2 separate regions of the Homo sapiens genome follow, and region 1 is linked to region 2. Evidence: chromatin loops called from intact Hi-C (ENCODE). Cell type or tissue: endothelial cell of umbilical vein. All regions are shown on one strand. Links, peaks and the distances in the headings refer to the core of each region. The heading gives the core; the rest is flanking DNA.

Region 1 (9,654 bases), core at 568-8,567, 150 kb after region 2:
TGCGCCACCACACCCAGCTAATTTTGTATTTTTAGTAGAGACAGGGTTTCTCCATGTTGGCCAGGCTGGTCTCAAACTTCCGACCTCAGGTGATCCGCCCACCTCGGCTTCCCAAAGTGCTGGGATTACAGGTGTGAGCCACCACGCCCACCTGGGAAGGGATATTTATAAGGCAAGAGCACCTCTCCTCTTCTTCCTACTAATTTGGGAAGTAAGAGTCAATATGCAGGTGAAACCCCATCTCTACTAAAAATACAAAATTTAGCCAGGCATGGTGGCGGGCGCCTGTAGTCCCAGCTACTCGGGAGGCTGAGGCAGGAGAATGGCGTGAACCCGGGAGGCGGAGCTTGCAGTGAGCCAAGATCGCGTCACTGCACTCCAGCCTGGGCGACAGAGCAGGACTCCGTCTCAAAAAAAAAAAAAAAAAGAGTCAATATGTATTGAATATTCACAAGATGCTGCCTCTGTCCTATTTCCCCGAGCTGGTGACAGTGCCTGGTTGGTGCATAATCAATTATTGAACGAGCGAGTGAAAGAATTCTCAGACCATGAGGTAAGTTACTAGTGCCCTCTGCATTTTACAGATGAGGGAAGTGGGACTCACAGAAATTAAGTAACAGGCACAAGATTCAACAGCTGGTAAACAGAGAGGCCAGGACACAGTGCAATTTTTATGACTCCAGGGCCCAACCCCTAACACCCCTCCATCCTACCATGATCCTTGCTGTTGACATTTTCAGTACAGTAAACACAGGACCCGAATCCAAGGATTCAACCCATTGTGGTCCAAAAATAGTCAGGGGAAAAATAATAATAATAATAATATGAATTTTAAAAACAATACAACAACCATTTACATGTATTAGGTATAATAAGTAATCTAGAGATGATTGAAGGTTTATGGGAGGATGAGGATAGATTATATGCAAACACTGTGCCATTTTATAGAAGGGACTTGAGCATCGATGAATGTTGGTATCCATAGGGATTCTGGAACCAATGCCTCCTCGGATACACAGAGCTGACAGTCTCCTCAGCATCAGCAGAGGGACTACTGCATATCTCATATTGTAGCAGTTATACTGATTTTTACACAAAAAAGGGGTTCATCTTTGTATTGCAATGGTGAATCAATAATACACATTGTATAATTTCCCACATATTCCACCGAGGAGCTTATATTCCAGCCAATTCTAAACTAAATAATTACACTTAAACCCTTAAAATGTATCCCCCAAAAGTGCTATTCTTTGATTAACACACACATGCTCACTCAATATTAATGGCAGAAGAGAAGAATTGAGAATTCTGCCAATAAACAATGCACACACAGAAAGAGCTAAATAAAGCACCTTAAAACCGTTTTCTAGTATTTGACTTTACTCTTGTGTCTGAGAATTCATTATGATAACAAGTGCAAGTGGATTCTGACTCTAGGGGCTATTTGGTGAGCTGCTTTAATTCATTTTAGAATCCTGTTTCTAAAAATGACCTTCAGAAGACGGTTTCCCGGAGATGACCAAGGGAAGGATCATTTTACAACCTTTCTGGAACATATTTTATGTTCACCACCCCTAACCTGGATGACTGTTTTAAAACAAACAGCCTGGTTGGCTGTCAAATTCCCTTTCCCACTTAGCACCTACAGGAAGAGAACCCCACTACAATACTGAAACCAGGCAGGTCCAGGACTTCGAGTGGTGGAGAAGATATTTGTAAGAAAGGGAAACAAAGCTTGTTTCTAATAAACTGATTGGGTCAAGACACCTGGGAATTGATCATTGGCCTAACGTTTTCCTGAAGCACACCCCAGACGTGCACACTGGGACCACTCGCACAACGCAGCGTTTCTTCTTATAACAAAACCAAAACTCTGCCACTGTCCTTGTTTGATAGAATCCAAGCTAACACATCAGGCATTTGAAGAAACTGAGGTTGTGTCTTCTTCAGGAAGGGGTCGTGGGGTGGATGACATGATGGTGAGTGTGACATTTGCACAGATGCCAGCTCCCCGCTGCATCCTGACCAGCTCCTCAGATAGGGCAGGATTCCAAGGGAGAAATGAGACCAGCAGGGTAAGCAAATCCTTCTCTGGGGTTATCGGGCTCCACCAGGTGGGGTCTCAGGAAGTCTCTAGCATATATGTAAGAGTTATTTACCCTATCAACAATGTGTATAAAAACAAACAAGCACACTTTTCAGAAGAGCTTTTCCTGCACTAAACACCAGCTGATTTGTGGAGCATGATTGGTAGTTGAGCTACTTAATTGGATTCCTCAGAACAGGGTCAGTAAAAATAGATGCAAATCCATAGGGTGACATAGTCACATAAGATTGTGGAAATTGTAACATGACTGGCTCTAGGACACGCACAAATTTTCATATGCAGAGTCCTGAGAAGAGTCATGGTGAAGAAACCCACTTAAGCAATTCCAAAGTTAAATGACAAGGAAGACTGCACTAATGTCCTAAGGCATCGGGTCCTGCAGAACTTGTTTGTTAGCAAAACCACCCCAGATGGAAGACTTGGGTGGCAATTCCAAAGGGCCTTTTCCTGCATTCCTGACTGACCTTAATTGACAGTGACGTTGACATCGCAGGCTTTTCTGGCCATCCAAGTAGTGAATGAACTTGCAGCAAACCTTGGAAAACCTTATGCAATCCTGTGTCAAGAATCTCGTGACAAAGTAAAGAATCCTTTGGGAATGGGCATGTCCACCTCTTAAATTACATACTTGCTGTAAAACAAACTGGCAGAGCTACTGTCTGGTGACCACAAAGGTAATTTGCCTACAACTCAGAATGAAGATTTGTCCCAGAATGAGTTCTTTTTACCAATAGAGAATATTTGCATTCAGAGAATCTGGGCCAGAACTTCCTCATCTCTTTTGAAAGGTATGCTTCCCGAAGCCTCTGGGTTGGCCCTGGTGACTCTCTGCAGAAGAGGAGGGTGAGTTCTTCACTGCAGTTTAAGATGCACCCATCAGGGCCATGACCCGTTCATTATCGCACATGGCCCTTGGCCCAGGACCAAGGCAGAAAGAGGCACAGATTGCTCCCCTCTTCTCTGGGCCTCTTGACAACCCTGAGCTCTACACTGCTGGATATATACATAAATATATATAGTCCCATGTTCTTAAGTCTCACTTTGAAAACTACAACCCTCAAGTGACAACTGGGCAGAGCTCTGGAGAAGATGGGCAGTGACTGGGAGCCCTACTCAGGGACACAGAACCATGAGTGGTGGGTCGCCTCTGTAGGTTAATATTGAGTGTCAACTTGATTGGATTGAAGGATGTCAGACTCCAGGTTCTTCAGCTTTGGGATTCAGACTGGCTTCCTTGCTCCTCAGCTTGCAGACGGCCTATTGTGGGGCCTCACCTTGTGATCGTGTAAGTCAATACTCCTTAATAAACTCCCCTTCATATATACATCTATCCTATCAGTTCCATCCCTCTAGAGAACCCTGACTAATACAGCCTCTTTCTCACTTTTCCTCTTCCCCAGGAGGTCCTGGCCATGCAGTGCCGCGTGGAATCAGGACAGATGACTCATGCTCCAAGAATTCTTCACTTTGCTTAGAAGACCAGCCAAAGAAAGGAAACTCCCTTGCATCTGGCCTCCTTCTTGGGGGAGTGGGGACTGCGGTGCTCTCTCCCCGCCTGGGAGGGGAGGGAATGTTATTCTTTGCAGAGCTGCAGATGTATCTATTTCCTGGGGTTGCTGTTTATTCTGTTAGAGATTGAAAATACTGGGTGAAAATAAAGTTTAACCCAGAAATCTGACTGATAGGATTCTTGGAGGGAAAGGCATGTGAACCGAAAATAGTCCTCAGTATTGAGTCCCAAGGACTTTTACTCCTTTTTTATTTCTTAAACAAAATTTCAATTGGTGGATAATAGTTTATGGACAAGACTTTATGGAAGAAGCATGTGTGATGGTCACAAGTACCTGCAAAGGTCAAAAAGCATGAGTCTTTTATATCCAGCACATAAAAATAGCATAGATGGTTCCAGAAAACTGGCCCTGGTGCCCTATCTGCCATCCCCAAACTAGAGCTTTGAGGTTCGTTCAAGGGAGGAGTCTCACAGATACACGAAAAGAAGGCTACATTGTGACAATGATACAGGATATTAAAGTTAAAAAAAACAAAAAGATAGTTTAGCCCATTCACTTCATTCAATCCCAGACCTCTAGTTTGGAAACTCAAGACAAGAGAAATTGCCACAGAAACTCTGTGCAGGGTGAAATGAGCTCCTTGCTTCCAATTTTCTTGCTTGTCAGTACCCATATCATACCCAGAACCAACGTAGCCACGAGGAACACCACACATGCCTCTGCCTAGCAATGCATCCTGGAAGGCCAATAACCAAACAGGCAGAAATTTTCCAAACAAGATGTTAAGCTGTTGGTAGCTTGAAACAGACCATGGTGAGAGTATTTACATGCCAAAAAAAAAAAATGGCAAACGCTACAGTCATGGCTTTCTGACTTTTTGTTTTGTTTATTGAGACAGAATTTACCAGCCTACCGTTGCCCAGGCTGGAGTAGAATGAAGAATAAGGAAATGGATCTGGCCAAGGGCCCCAAGGGGCTGGACTTTGAGCCAAGTGACCACAGTTTAAAGGACATAAGCAACCCAGCCTTGATTCCATGGTGTCGCCACACCTGCAGATGTGTCCCCTTGGGTAGACAGCAACTATGACCATAGTACAGGTGACGTCAGGGGTGGGTACAGGAACCAAGGCATTCCCTACATGGAGTAAGCTTTGTTAAACAATCCAGTATGTTTTTTGCTGTGTTGTGGGGAATTAAGAGAAGCCTGGGATCATGCTTGGGTGAAGCAGGGCAGGGAAGATCCACCCAGCCTGGAGGAAGCCAACTTTGGTTCAGTAAATGGCATTCATCTGAGAGAGCAGGGGAGGAGTCAGCCGCCAGCTGAGCAACAGGGAAAGAACAAGGACAGACTTGAGGATCAGGCACATCTGGAGGCAGGGTATTCTCAGAAATGGGGAGGAATTGGGGAGTTTCACAATGACAGAAACCTGGTAAAAGATGGGATTTTCTGAAGTCGTGCTGCATAGGGATATAGACTGTCAGTCTTTTGAGCACTGAAAGCTAATATGGCCATCAATGACCAGAGAGCTCATAGATAGCCCGCTGACCAACCAAAAGCATTGGGAGGACCATTATGGTTATGGGGGGAGCTCACTCTGCACCAGGTACTAGTCTGAGAGATTTACATGGAATATCTTTTATTTTTCATAGAAACAGCACAGAAGAAGTATTTGCTTACCCCATTTTATAGATGAGGAAACTGAGGCACAGGGACTTTATTCAGCTACTAGGTAGAAGAGCTAAGATTGGAACTCAGCCAGTAGGACTCAAAACCAACATTCTTAGGATGTCACTTCGGGTCTATTGATCTCTGCTACCCTGAAGCTTCCATCAGCTGGTCACAGACACCCCTCCAGGAGCCACCAGAATGGAGCAACGGTTCTTCCCTCTAACAATCTCTCAGGTATTTGAAGATGACTATTATGCCTCTTGAATTCTGTTATGTTCTCTAGGATACACAGCATTGGTCACTCGCTTCTCTTAGGGTATTGCCTGGACTCTCTGACCCCTCCCCCCACCATGGTGAGTGTGCCTGAAAAATTCAACATCACACTCTGTATGTGCAGGATTAACACAAAGGAAAATGCAAATGATGCATCCTTGGTTCTAGGAGCTAAAGATCGCCACCCTCTATCAAAATATCATCTACATAAAAAACCAACCTACACGTCGCTGTGTTGCTAGGGTTCCATTTTTGTAAAAGGGTTATATAGTCTTATACATGTGCATATTCATAGTTTTTAATATGCACCCCAAAAAAGCTTTCAAAAAGGTAAAGATCTAACTTTCCCCTGCTAGTGCATGTAGGTGTTGGGGCTGCGGGTAGGGACAAGGAATTGAGGAGTCTCACACTTCACACACTTCTATATTGACTGAAGTTTGTATAATATATAGTTACTTTACTATTTTAAGCTTAAGATATGAAATATTAACTTTTAAAAGGCATGCAATGGGCCGGGCGCAGTGGCTCATGCTTGTAACCCCAGCACTTTAGCAGGCCAAGCGGGCAGATCACTTGAGGTCAGAAGTTCAAGACCGGCCTGGCCAAAATGGCGAAACCCCTTCTCTACTAAAAATGCAAAAATTAATGGTGGTGAAAGCCTGTAATCCCAGCTACTCAGGATGCTGAGGTGGGAGAATCACTTGAACCTGGGAGGCAGAGGTTGCAATGAGCCGAGATGGCGCCATTGCACTCCAGCCTTGGCAACAGAGTGAAACTCCATTCCCGCCCCCACCCCCTCCCCCCAGAAAAAATAATGATTTTTTTCCAAAAAAAATAGCTATTTAGGTGCTCTATTTTGTAACACTACAGTAGAATCTGCAAGAAAACAAGCACTCAGCTAATAACTTTATTCTGAATGTAATGTTCAAGTTAGAATTCAACTCACATTTTCTCCCCAAAAGGACATGAACATTTGAAATTTATGCTTCCCAGCTCCTACAGTGGTGTTCGGCAGCCAAGCAGTTTTTCACAGATGCCATGGGTAGGGTTCAATGGTCACTGTACTCTTTACTTAGTGAGGGTGGCATTGTCATATTTCACCAGGCATGGCCAGGTTGCTGGGATGACACATCCAGCCGCTCTGAGCTTTGTTTGACCTTCTCCCAGCCTGCAGCCTTAAGAGGGAAATCAGACCAACCTATGACTTCTACAAACCCCTTCCACGGTGGCACCGTGCACTCACTTGGCCTCCTTATCTGGTTCTGAGGATGCTCAAAGGTGTTATGACTCCCACTGAACAGAACCTCGCATGAGAGGAGAGCACAAAGCCTCCATGCTGGCCCGGAGAAGCACACACATTAAGCTTTGCAGTTGACCAAAGGCACTCCCAAACACTCCCAGAGTTGACAAGTTATGGCACTGAACGCTTTCTGACTTAGTCTTTACAGAAGTTGTGATGTTGCTTGGACAGGTGGCATTTCATTTTTGCGGTGATGGAAGTTGAGATTCACGGAGAAGTGAATTGGCCAGGTCCATTCCACTGGCACTAACCTGTGTTCTTCCCAGCCCACTAGCATATATTGAACCAGAAAGTGAACAGTCTGGAGACTAATTCAAATACCACTGAGGGGGATGGGGGATTAAACTATCCCATCGTTTATGGAAGTAATTTGGAAAATTAAAAATTCTCATGTCCTTTGACAAAGCATGTCTCTTCCAGGAATTTATCGTACAAACGTCCCCATGTATCGAAATGATACGTGTCTGTGCTATTCATTCTACTATTGTTTGCATTAGGAAAAATTGGAAACAATCTAAAGACCCTTTGCTAAGGAATATTTAAGTAAATTAATAAATTGAATCTATGCAGCCTTTTAAAAAGAATGAAGCAGATTGATATGCCCCCATGTGGAATGAGCTCCTAGATGTCGCATTGGAGAAGGGAGAAAACCATTTGAAAAAGAAACGTGTTGCTTTTGGGTGTAAAAAGCAAGGGATAAAGACAGTCATATTTAGAATATTTTATATGCTTGGACTCTCTAGAAGGTGAGGCAAGAAGTGGCAGCAGTGACTGCTACTAAAAAAGGGAGCCAGGGACATGGGGGTCTGGGGCCAACAGAAAAGGAACAAGCATTTACTTTCTACCCCTTCATCTCTTCTGAGATCTGTACATTGTTTATGGTCTGTTTACATTTTAAAAATACGTGGAGCATGGTGGCTCATGCCTGTAATCCCAGCATTTTGGGAGGCCGAGGCAGGTGAATCATCTGAGGTCAGGACTTCAGGACCAGCTTGACCAACATGGTGAAACCCCATCTGTACTGAAACACAAAAACTAGCCAGGCGTGGTGGCATATGCCTGTAATCCCAGCTACCTGGGAGGCTGAGACAGGAGAATTGCTTGTACCAGGCGGTGGAGGTTGCAGTGAGCCAGGATCACGCTAGTACACTCCAGCCTGGTGACAGAGTGAGACTCTGTCTCTAAATAAATAAATAAATAAATAAATAAAGTTTTGGCCAGTCCACTTTGGCCAACTTTCCCAGACACACCTTTAGTTTCAGTGTACTTGGAGTTGCTTTGCTACCAGGACTATGATGAAAGCAAAGAGGGGTCCAGAGAGACGTGACTGGAATCCTACTTCCAGAGAGAGATGAGTGGAATTTATGTATGAGTTATGGCTAGATCATGGAATCTCAGCTTGGAACAGACCCTCATGTCCCGTTAACCAATCCCTGCCAGACAAATGAATTCCTTCCATATACCCTGACCCTGACCATTGGCCTGAACACTTCCGTCTACAGAAGTCATGATGCCCGTTTCATGTTTTCCACAAGCATTCATGAGAAAGGCACATGAAAACACCTTGCTATGTGCCTGGCACACAACAGATGTTCAATAAATGGTGGCTCTGTTGAATGTGAATAATGCAAAACATTAGCTACTTGGAGGTAAAGCCTTCACACTCTTTTGGTATTCTGCCCATTTCACCTGTCACAAGCATTGCCTGTAGTGCTTTGTTGTTTTGCAGTGGCTTTATAATATTCTACTCATGGGGAACTGTCATTGACTTATCTGCACATTTAGTCTGCTTTGAAATTTACAGAGAGAGATATATACAGATGCTCCTCAACTCACAGTGGGATTCCATCCCAATAAACCCGTCGTAAGTTGACAATATCGTAAGTCAAAAATGCATTTTATGTCTCATCTAGCAAACATCATAGCTTAGCACAGCCTACCTTAAATGTGCACAGAACACTTACATTAGCCTACAATTGGGCAAAATCCTCTAATGCAAAGCCATTTTATAATAAAGTGCTGAATTGCTCATGTAATTTATCAAATATTGTACCGAAAGTGAAAAACAGAGTAGTTGTACAGGTGCCCAAAGTACAGTTTCCACTGTATTGCTTTCACACCATGGTAAAGTCAAAAAATTGTTCAGTTGAACCAAGATAGTCGAGAACCATCTGTACATAAATACAGATAAGCATCTTTTTGCACATAGTGTTATTTTTTAAATGTCTTTGTTTTAAGAACACAAATATCAGTCAAAAGAGTAAACTTTGGGGGTGTGTTCATGAAAAATAGCACGTTGCTAAGCCATTGATATTCAGAGTCACCCGGTCTAAAAACCAAAGTCCAAAATAAATAGGGAGTTCAGCAAACATGAACATGAGCCAAACAGGAGCCCTGGCAAAAAGCTCTAAAGATTGGGCTGGATGAAAGGACCAGCTTCTATTTATATTATCAACCCACAAACCTTCTCGGACAACCAGAGCCCTGTCACATTTGGGGACCTTTATACAATATCTCAGCTAAAAGCAAAAATAGCAAAGAGCCTGGCATTTCAAAAGGATAAAGAGACACAGTGCCAAAATTCAGAAAGTTTTCATTTCATTCCATCCCCAAAGAAAAATGTATTATCTGTTGAGGCAGAAAGAGAATAGAATAGCATTTTGGAGACAGAAGAGTTGGTCGCCCCCACACCCTGGGCAGGAGCCTGGGGTAGAGGAGAGACAATGGCGGGTGACAATGAATGAGGTGGAGGGACCTGTCTGAGCCCCTGCATTCATAACTGTGAACCTCCTGA
Region 2 (9,654 bases), core at 1,122-9,121:
TGCAGCTCCAAGCTAGAAAAGACAAGAAAGGGCAGGAAAACAGGTCCTCCCCAGAGCCTCTGGAGACGGTGAGGCCCTACTGACATCTCCATTTCAGCCCAGTGAAACTGATTACAGCCTTCTGACCTGCACAATTGTGAGACAGTCAATATGTGTCATTTTAAACCATCACATTTGTGGCAATTTGTTATGGCAGCCACACGCAACTAATTCTCTTTTCATTGTTTCCTGATCTACCATAGAGTAGTGGTACTGATAAACTCTCCCTAATAGTTGTATTTTGATCATTTCTTCTTGACTTTTAAAATGTGAATATACAGTGCCAGTACTGTGTTTCTCAGCATATGAAGGCTAAGGACCATTTTTACTGCTAATACCTTTCATAACACAACATGACTTTTATTGCCACTTTAAGGCTCCTTGAGTTGATGCCTACATTTTCTTCATATTGAAATAATCGTTTCCTCTGTCATGTGAACTTTCCTGTCTATCTTTCCCCAGTCTTTTATTTTAAATTGTAAAAGAGCTCTCCTTAATATTTATTTCTTGTATCATATCCTATTTTTGCTTCCTATTATAAGACTTTGCTTTGATATAGCGGAATTTAAACTGCCAACATTTATCATCATAACGAAAATGCTTGACCCTTATGCCTCTCATCTTGCTTTGTTAGGCTTTCCATTGTATACTTTACTGTAGCTTTCTTTTATATTCATGTTATTTGTACGATGGTATTTTTAAAAATTATACCAATGAATACTTTTAATTTTTAAAATATCTATTTAAATGTGTTCTCTAATTATCTAAGTCCAGAATAAAGCAATTATTTTGACTCCTTTTTACATAAGACTTAAAATTTATTACACTTTATCTCTTCCTATGCACTTGATTATTTCCTAGTCTTTGTTAATTTACTTTCACATTATAGACCTAGATCGACGTATATTATCATTGCTATTTTTAATAAAGTAAAAATTATTTGAGATTTTTTTTCTCTTTTTAGGCCATTTTAATGTAACTCATTTATTCATCCAATAAATATTTATTGAGGACCTATACTATGAGCCAGATGCTGAGCTAAGAAGTGGCAGAGCCTTAGTGATCAAGACCACACAGCCTCTGCCTAGGCCTCATGGGCTGTGGTGCTGTGTGGTCTCTGTGTTCGATCCATTTCAGTTCTCACCTACCCTGTGTTCAGGCCACCCTGAACTGGGCTTGGTTCTTTAGAATCACCGTACCTACCATGTTACCAAGCCACCATGCCCTAAAGCCACCATGCCACTATGCCCCTATACCACCATGCTACCCCATTACCACACCACCATGTCACCACGCCACCATGCCACCCATGCCATCATGTCACCATGCTACCACACCATCGTGCCATCATTCCACCATGTCACTATGCCACACATCAACTCACCACCATGCCACCATACCACCATGACATCATGCCACCATGCTGCAATGTCCCCATGTCACCACCTCACCACACCACCATGCCACCACATCATCATGCCACCATGTTACCATGCCACCACATCATCATGCCATATCACGTCACACACCATCATGCCACCATATCACCACATCATTATGCCACCATGCCACGATACCACCATGTCACCATGTCACAACATCACCATGACACCATATCACCATGCCACCATATCACATCTTGCCACAATGCCATCATGTCACATCACCATATCACCATGCCACATCACCATGCCACCATCTCACCATGATATGGTGAGATGTTACTTACTGTACCACTGTGTCATGATGCACCCTGTCATACTGAACTATGTTATCAAGTTACCACACCACCATCTCACCCTGTCACCATCCCACCATGCACCATGCCACTATGTTACCTGTCTCCTGGTAGGTGTTTGCCTGTTTATTTCCCTCTTGTCCCTTGGACTGTGGGCTTCACAAGGGCATGGACCTTTCTGGTTTTGTTCAAAATTTTGCTTACTAGCACAATGCCTTGGCACCTTGCAACCATTCAATAAATGTTTATTAACTAAAGGGGTGACTAAGTAAGGTGCTCTTTTTTTGGTAATTAATTCTTTATATTGATTGCTTTTATGTTGGCTAGAATATCTCTTAACTAATTATAAAAGAGAATGTGAATGGTCATTTTCTAATCCCCAATGTAACCAAGGATGACCCTGTGTTGTAAAAGTGTGGCTGGGTATGATAGTCTTTGTACCTAACTTTGACTCAATTTTTACCTCTTAGAAGTGTGTGAATTTGGGGACATCATCCCCTGGCTTTTGCAGAAATGTCTGATGTCAGATTAATTTTTGTTTGTTTTTAAATAATCTGCCCTCTTTTCTCTTTTGTCTAAATATATGTGAATTTTTATCTTTTTCCTTTAAAAAAATCCCATGTAGTGTGTTGGTCTTGCCTAGTATATGGTGAGTGTTCTTCCCCCTGTGGATTAAATGTTTGTTCTACCCAGAGAAGTTTTCATGAATTACAACCTCCCTTGAACTACCCTGTCCACGTGCAGGTGGCCAAGTGACCTTCCCCCACCCACCACCATGTCGAGAACTAGAGCTCAAAGATATAGAGGAGGAATAAAGGTAGATGAAAGTAGGAACACCGCTGATAGCTTCAGAGATAGTCCTTGTGCAGTGACCTTGTGCAGTGAGAGGGTGTCCGCTCTGTTTTCTGATTAATGTGGACTCAAACAAAGATCACCCAGGGGGTCAAAGTCTTTTCCTACCTTCTCTGGGACCTGCTATGCTGATCTCATGCAGCGGACTTGGGGGAATTCCCTGTGTTCCTCAATTAAACCCAAGCTCTGCTAAAATATACAAATAGTCATCCTAAACTCTAGGTCCAACATTGGCCTAGAAACTCTAGGTCCTAATTTTCCAAGCTGTTAGATGTTTTTATTTTCCGGATTTTTTTTTTTTTTTTTTTTTTGAGACGGAGTTTCACTCTTGTCGCCCAGGCTGGAGTGCAATGGCATGATTTCAGCTCCTGCTCACTACAGCCTCTGCCTCCTGTGTTCAAGCGATTCTCCTGCCTCAGCCTCCCAAGTATTACAGGTGGGATTACAGGTGGCCACCACCATCCCCAGCTAATTTTTGTATTTTTCGGAAGAGATGGGTTTCACCATATTGGCCAGGCTGGTCTCGAATTCCTGACCTCAGGTGATCCTCCCACCTCAGCCTCTTAAAGTGCTGGGAATACAGGCATGAGCCACCATGCCCGGCCTGTTTTTGGGATATTTTAATGGAAAGTGATGGAGTATGAATCCGGCCTGCTCAGGTAGCTCTAGGTCAGCCATGAAATCTACGTCCTGATAAGGAGCCTGGAGAGGCTTCCTCAAATCCCCAGGCCATGGCATTGCCAGCGCAACACTTGCATCTCCTGACTTAGCCCAGCACTGCCAAGCAGACCTCATGGGTGTCCTTCTGCCACCTTCGTGCTTCCTCCATCCTGGTCTCCCTGTCTGTTTACATCAGTGTTTCTCTTGGCCCAGGGCAGGGTCTCTTTATCTCACGGCCTCTGTGGTCCAGTTAGTTAGGAGAGAGTTTTGAGCAGGTGCAATTAGTGTGGAGTCTCTGGGGCCTGCACTCACACACGCGGGATCCTGACAAGCCCTGAGTCCTGGAACAGCCGCACCCTGCAGTAGCACCCACGGAGCAGCCTTTAGGCCCTGATGCTCCTTTCAAACAATCAGAAGCTTCTGTGGGCCAGAGCCGTCCATAGGGCCTTTGAGAGCCTGGGGAGGTAGAAGGGAGAGTGAGGCATCCATAGCAGTGTCTGCAGGGAAAGGGGGGTTTACCTGTCCCCTGGCACAGTTAGATGTGTAGCTCACGCTTTGACTATAGGATGCTCTTATGTGTCCACACTTCACAAAGCACAGGGCAGCTCTGTGTTGTTGCCCAGAAGAAAATGAACCCCCCCCCGCAACTTCCACTATATGAATTCTCTGCATCGCTGCCTCTAGGCAGCAGGACAGCCAGCAGTAAGCTGCAGACATCCCACCATGCTGCAGCTTGCTGTCTGCAGCAGGAAGCCCCACATACAGCCTGACAGTCAGGCCAAGCCATTTGGCCATTCACCAGTGCTGCAAGCTCAGGCAGGTTGCTTAACCTGTCTCAGTTCCTGCTTCTGAGAAGTAAAGCTAATGGGGTCTATGTCATGAGATTACTGGAAGATTAAGTAAAATAACAAGCATCAGGCAGCTGACACAGAAAGTGTGCCTGAGAGGTGGATGGATGGCTCCCTAGCCCCTCTCTTTGTCTTCTGGGCTGAGCCCCTCCCGATCCCCACAGGGCAAAGGCTGGCTGATTTTCAGTAGTTTAAGCTGGTGTGTAGCAGCTAAACTCCACATTTCTAGACCGTTTGAACAGGAAACCTGAGATGAGGGAGCGTTTGAATTGGCTCATGCAAAAAACAATATTTGCTGGAGGTTAGCTGCTGCATTATGAATTTTTAACCTCCCATAAATCAAACTGTAAAAATGGACAAAGGCTGAGTTTCCTGTGCCAGGACCAAAATAGACACCGCCTGCGTCTCTTAGACAATTCCGATTATGTTTCCACAACCAAATCATGCTGAGATGAATAGCTGGAATATTTATATTTAGGTCCTAACGTATAATGTAAAATAAATGAAAACAGTCTATCTTCTTGGCACTGAAATTGTGCCACCATATCCATTTACAAAGACGATAACTCAAAGACCAGGCTGTGCAAAGACCATCATGTGCCTGGGGCGGGATTTTGCTTCTCTGCTCCCATTGCTTTTCCCTACGACCGTCGTCACCAGATACCCAATACTAAATGATTAATAGAAAATCCCCAGCGGGATCAGTCCACAGCAAGGTTTAAAGTGAATCCTTTTGTGAATGCTTTATACTGACAAATACAAATGCTTTAAAAGATCCAGGAGATGGAACCTTGTAACTGCAGAGGATGGTATTTTAACTAAAGAAAGCTTTTATTAATTTGACAAACATATCTTTCCCTGGCAACTCCTATGAGCTACAAACTTAGACGAATATCATAACAACTAAGAGATTTTTATTCTTTCAATTTAGTGGTAAAGGGAGGTATTAAAGCACCTGATTTACTATGAGGCAGAAAGAAACATGAGCTCGAGTGTTACAAGCAAATGTTACAGACTTCTAGAAGGAAAGACCGCACCAAAAAAGTGAAGTTGGAGCTGAACTTTAAAGGATGATAAAGGTTTTAGTATGGAAAATAGAGCTCCAGAGGCCAAGAGAAATGTGGCTACACTGAGGTGAAACTGGCAATAGGGTGTGGAGTGAAAGTATACGATACAAAAAATAAACTGAAAGCAAGTATGGGCCAGGCACAGCGGCTCACGCCTGTAATCCCAGCATGTTGGGAGACCCACGTGGGAGGATCACTTGAGGCCAGAAGTTTGAGACCAGCCTGGCCCACATGGCAAAGCCCTGTCTCTACTAAAAACACAAAAATTAGCCAGGAATGGTGGCACACACCAGTAGTCCCAGGTACTTGGGAGGTTGAGGCAGGAGGTTCGCTTGAACCCAGGAGGCAGAGGTTGCAATCAGCCTAGATCATACCACTGCACTCCAGCCTGGGTGACAGAGCAAGACTCGGTCTCCAAAAAAAATAAAGCAAAGTATGAAGCAATTTGGAATAAGGAAGATAGAGCCTTATAGGAGACTGGAGGTTTTTAAAGGCTTCTAACAAAAGGGCTGATGTGATATCAGCAGTGTGAATGAATCGATTCATTCACTTAACAAATATTTACCTAGCTCCTCAGTGAGGGATGGAGTGGTAGGTAACAAAACCAATAGGCTCCTGCCCCCATGGACCCACAGTTTCATGGGGTGACAAGCATTAACAAATAAACCTGTAAGTAAATGTATTAGGTTGATGCAAAAGTAATTGTAGTTTCTCCATTACTTTTAATGCAATTACTTTTGTGTCAACCTAATATAATTACAGGCAGAAGAGAGAACTAGGTAAGAAGGGTGCTTAGGGTGATGTCCAAGGAAGCAGGGAGCCCTGACTAATACTGGGGGTTGGAGAGAGGAGAGAAGGCATTGCTGAGGACCTGGCATCCACACTGGGTCCTGGGGGGTCAATGGAGTTGGAAAGCAGGGCTATGCTGGGGCCAGGGCTGCAGCAGAGATTGGAAGCATTCCAAGTGCAGGACTAGGAACAAAGGCCTTTTGGCAAATGAAGAGGTAGGCATTTTCAAGAAAACAAAAGAGAAGAGAGTGGCATAAGATAACTCCAGGGGGATGGGACATCTGCAGGGCCTGGCAAGGCACATTCAGGATTTTATTTTTATTTATTTATTTATTTATTTATTTGAGACGGAGTCTCACTCTGTCACCCAGGGTGGAGTGCAGTGGTGAGATCTTGACTCACTGCAACCTCCACCTCCCAGGTTCAAGTGATTCTCCTGCCTCAGCCTCCCGAATAGCTGGGACTGCAGGCATGTGCCACCACACCCGGCTAATTTTTTGTATTTTTAGTACAGATGGGGTTTCACCGTGTTAACCAGGATGGTCTCGATCTCCTGAACTTGTGATCTGCCCACCTCGGCCTCCCAAAGTGCTAGGATTACAGACATAAGCCACCATGCCCGGCCCAATTTTTGTATTTTTAGTAGAGATGGGGTTTCACCATCTTGGCCAGGCTGGTCTTGAACTCCTGACCTTATGATCCACACACCTTGGCCTCATAAAAGCGCTGGGATTACAGGCATGAGCCATTGCACCCGGCCACATTCAGGATTTTAATCAGGAAGTGCAAGGGGAAGCCACTGTCTGGAGTGATAAGATCTGGTTGGTTGAATAACGTCCCTCTGGCTGCTGTATGGAAGGTGGATCTCAGAGGAGTGAGTCTGAAAGACATTGTGGTGATCCTGAGGACTATCATCTGATTTTTTTTTATCTTGTCCGAATTTCTATCTCAAGGGTCTGGGGAGTCATGTTCTACAAATCATAAATTCTCATCAGATGGGTTTAATTTAACCCTATATAGGATGACTTACTTTCCAACCTGACTCTGGCATAACATTATGAGACAAGGAAGAAAATCAAAATATTTTACCCCAAAACATGTTTCTTTGCCATATCTTGAAATGGCCCTGCAAAGCTGTCCTTTGTGGGGGAAAATTTGCATCTATAAAGAATCTCTATTAACCTAGCTAGTTCTTTTTCTTCAAGACCCTCCCAATCCTAAAGAGATTAACTAAAAGTCTAGCACCTTCTAAAGATCTGAATAGGAAACATTTGTCATCTGTTATCTCTAAAGGGCAGCCACCATAAGACTTCAAAAGAACCTTGGTCTTCACAATCTTTTATCTTAACCCGAACATTTCCTTTCTGTGATCCCAGGTCTTTAGATAAACTCAACCAATTGTCAACCAGAAAATGTTTAAATTCACCTATAGTCTGGAAGCCCCTGCTTTGAGTTGTTCTGCCTTTCTGGATCAAACCAACGTATTTCTTTAATGTATTTGATTGATGTCTCATGCCTCCCTAAAATGTATAAAACCAAGCTGTGCCCTGACCACCTTGGGCACATGTTCTCAGGACCTCCTGAGGGCTGTGTCAGAGACCATGGTCACTCATATTTGGCTCAGAATAAATCTCTTCAAATATTTTACAGAGTTTGACTCTTTTCATTGACAATGTGAAGGAGATATGCAGCAGTTTGCACAGAGCAGTCCTGGTGAACCAGGAGGCAAGAGGGCAATTTAAGACCTCCTTCAAAGTTACAGCAGACAGATCTTGCTGATGGGTTGGGGGTTGGGAGCAGTAGAGGAGGGAAAAGTCAAGGAGATTCCATGTTCTGACTTGAGCCACTGAGCAGAAGGTGGTAGTTTCCCAGAGATGGAAAAGCCTAAAGTAATGTTAATGCGTAGGCTGCAGGTGAGAGGTCAAGAAATCAGCTTGAGATTTGGAAACACTGAATGCCTATGAGACATCCAATGCAGAGGTCAAGTGGGCCATTCACAATATGAGTCAGAAGCTCAGAAAAATGAAAACAACCACAGATCATCTGGGAGGAGGGCAGAGTAGAGGCAACAGCTAGAAAGGGCAGTTTCCATCTTGGCTTCCTGTGCCTGGGATCTGCCCCAGCTGACCTTTCCAGGAAGTCTCTGGTGGTCACCTGCCGACCTTATCACAAAGCTCTCCAAAACACATCAACCTTAATTTCAGGTTCAGGTTCACCCAAGAAGAAAAACAGTAGGCTTTTGTCTTATATCCTTTTGCAATCACTTACCCTTCTCCAAATCTGGGCCCCAAGCAATTATGAGTTTACTTTCTCTTGCGATAGCTTAGCTTTGCCTGTTCTCCTCCTCGGTTCTTTGAATGTGCCTATAATAATCTCCAACAGGTTTCTTTGATATTATGACAAATTCTAGACACATCCTGCATTTTCCTTGACTGCAGAATCTGTATTAACTCTTCTCAAGAGCCCTGGTTCCTTTTTGTGGGAAATGATATGTAGAGACCACAATCTGGGTTCAAAGGGTGCTAATTAATAGTGATTCATTGTTACTAGGCCTTTTATAAAGCTAGGAAATTTCTGACTGGGCGTGTTGGCTCACGCCTGTAATCCCAGCACTTTGGGAGGCTGAGACAGGCAGATCACCTGAGGTCAGGAGTTTGAGACCAGACTTGCCAACGTGGTGAAACCCTGTCTCTACTAAAAATACAAAAAATTAGCTGGACGTGGTGGTGCATGCCTATAATCCCAGCTACTTGGGAGGCTGAGGCAGGATAATCACTTGAACCTGGGAGGCAGAGATTGCAGTGAGCTGAGATCACACTACTGCCCTTCAGCCTGGGCAACAGAGCGAGACTCTGTCTCAAAAGAAAAAAAAAGGGCTAGGGAATTTCTAAAAATTAAGATAAAACACTTCCTAATTCATACTGCTAGCTTCCGATCCAGATTCTGGATATAGGCTTTTTACTAAAATTGATTAATCTTACTTCTATTCTTTTTTCTCCCACACAGAAAATTCTGGTTCTCAATGACACCAGCATCATTACTGATTTGCTTTCTACTCACACACAAATAGCCTCCAAATAAGAATGCCAACACTATCACCAAAAAGGTAATTGCTGAAAACTGTTTAAGATCTTTAGCAGGTTTTTGGTGGGAAGGGCTTGGGGGTTTGGGAGGTTGGTTTGGCTTTTTTTTGTTTGTTTGTTTGGTTGTTGTTTTTTTTTTTGGTCCTGACATTATATCCCACTTGGAATGTATACTGTAATTACCATATTTGGAAACCACTTGAAATAGTTTCTCTTTGTGTGGTACGACATCAAATGCATACATCATGAAATTTGTTCTATTTTGCCTTCTATTTTTATGAATGGTTTTAATGGTGGTTTTGTTTTGCAACTATGTAAAAATATGTACATGTCCCAAGTCAAATTCCAAAAACAAGACATATTCAAAGAATTTTAGCTTCTCTACCTGCTATCCCTTTCCTCTAGTCAAATTCCAAAACGAGATATATTCAAAGAATTTAGCTTCTCTACCTGCTATCCCTTTCCTCTGAGATAGCGTTTTTTTAAGATTTATACCAGCACTGTTTTTACACATGCACATGTGCACACACACATACACATATTCCTTGTATTAGCTCATTTTCCTACTGCTATAAAGA

The links. A loop is a pair of places that touch in the nucleus more often than their neighbours do. Peaks named below come from ENCODE experiments on the same cell type or tissue, not always from the same donor. Only the 100,000 strongest peaks of a DNase experiment are listed, where the experiment ranks them.
Region 1: it touches region 2 in a loop (4-fold over the local background); 2 of 110 quality-filtered maps call a loop at or near these places.

The regions. Positions count from the first base shown.
Region 1 is chr2:234,836,915-234,846,568 of GRCh38, forward strand. All of the region lies in intron 2 of LOC101927896 (a long non-coding RNA gene), which reads right to left. Among named protein-coding and RNA genes, the nearest start is that of SH3BP4, 110 kb to the right of the region's middle. In endothelial cell of umbilical vein, for the core only: no CTCF peak of the experiment used is centred there; a DNase peak (open chromatin) is centred at 3,587; H3K27ac peaks cover 1,058 bases.
Region 2 is chr2:234,686,650-234,696,303 of GRCh38, forward strand. It overlaps LINC01173 (long intergenic non-protein coding RNA 1173), which reads left to right. Exons shown (of 3, transcript NR_132376.1): 2 at 9,000-9,099. Among named protein-coding and RNA genes, the nearest start is that of LINC01173, 8.8 kb to the left of the region's middle. RefSeq lists enhancers at 1,207-1,832, 7,689-8,888 and a silencer at 5,576-5,870. In endothelial cell of umbilical vein, for the core only: no CTCF peak of the experiment used is centred there; DNase peaks (open chromatin) are centred at 4,472 and 8,012; H3K27ac peaks cover 1,700 bases.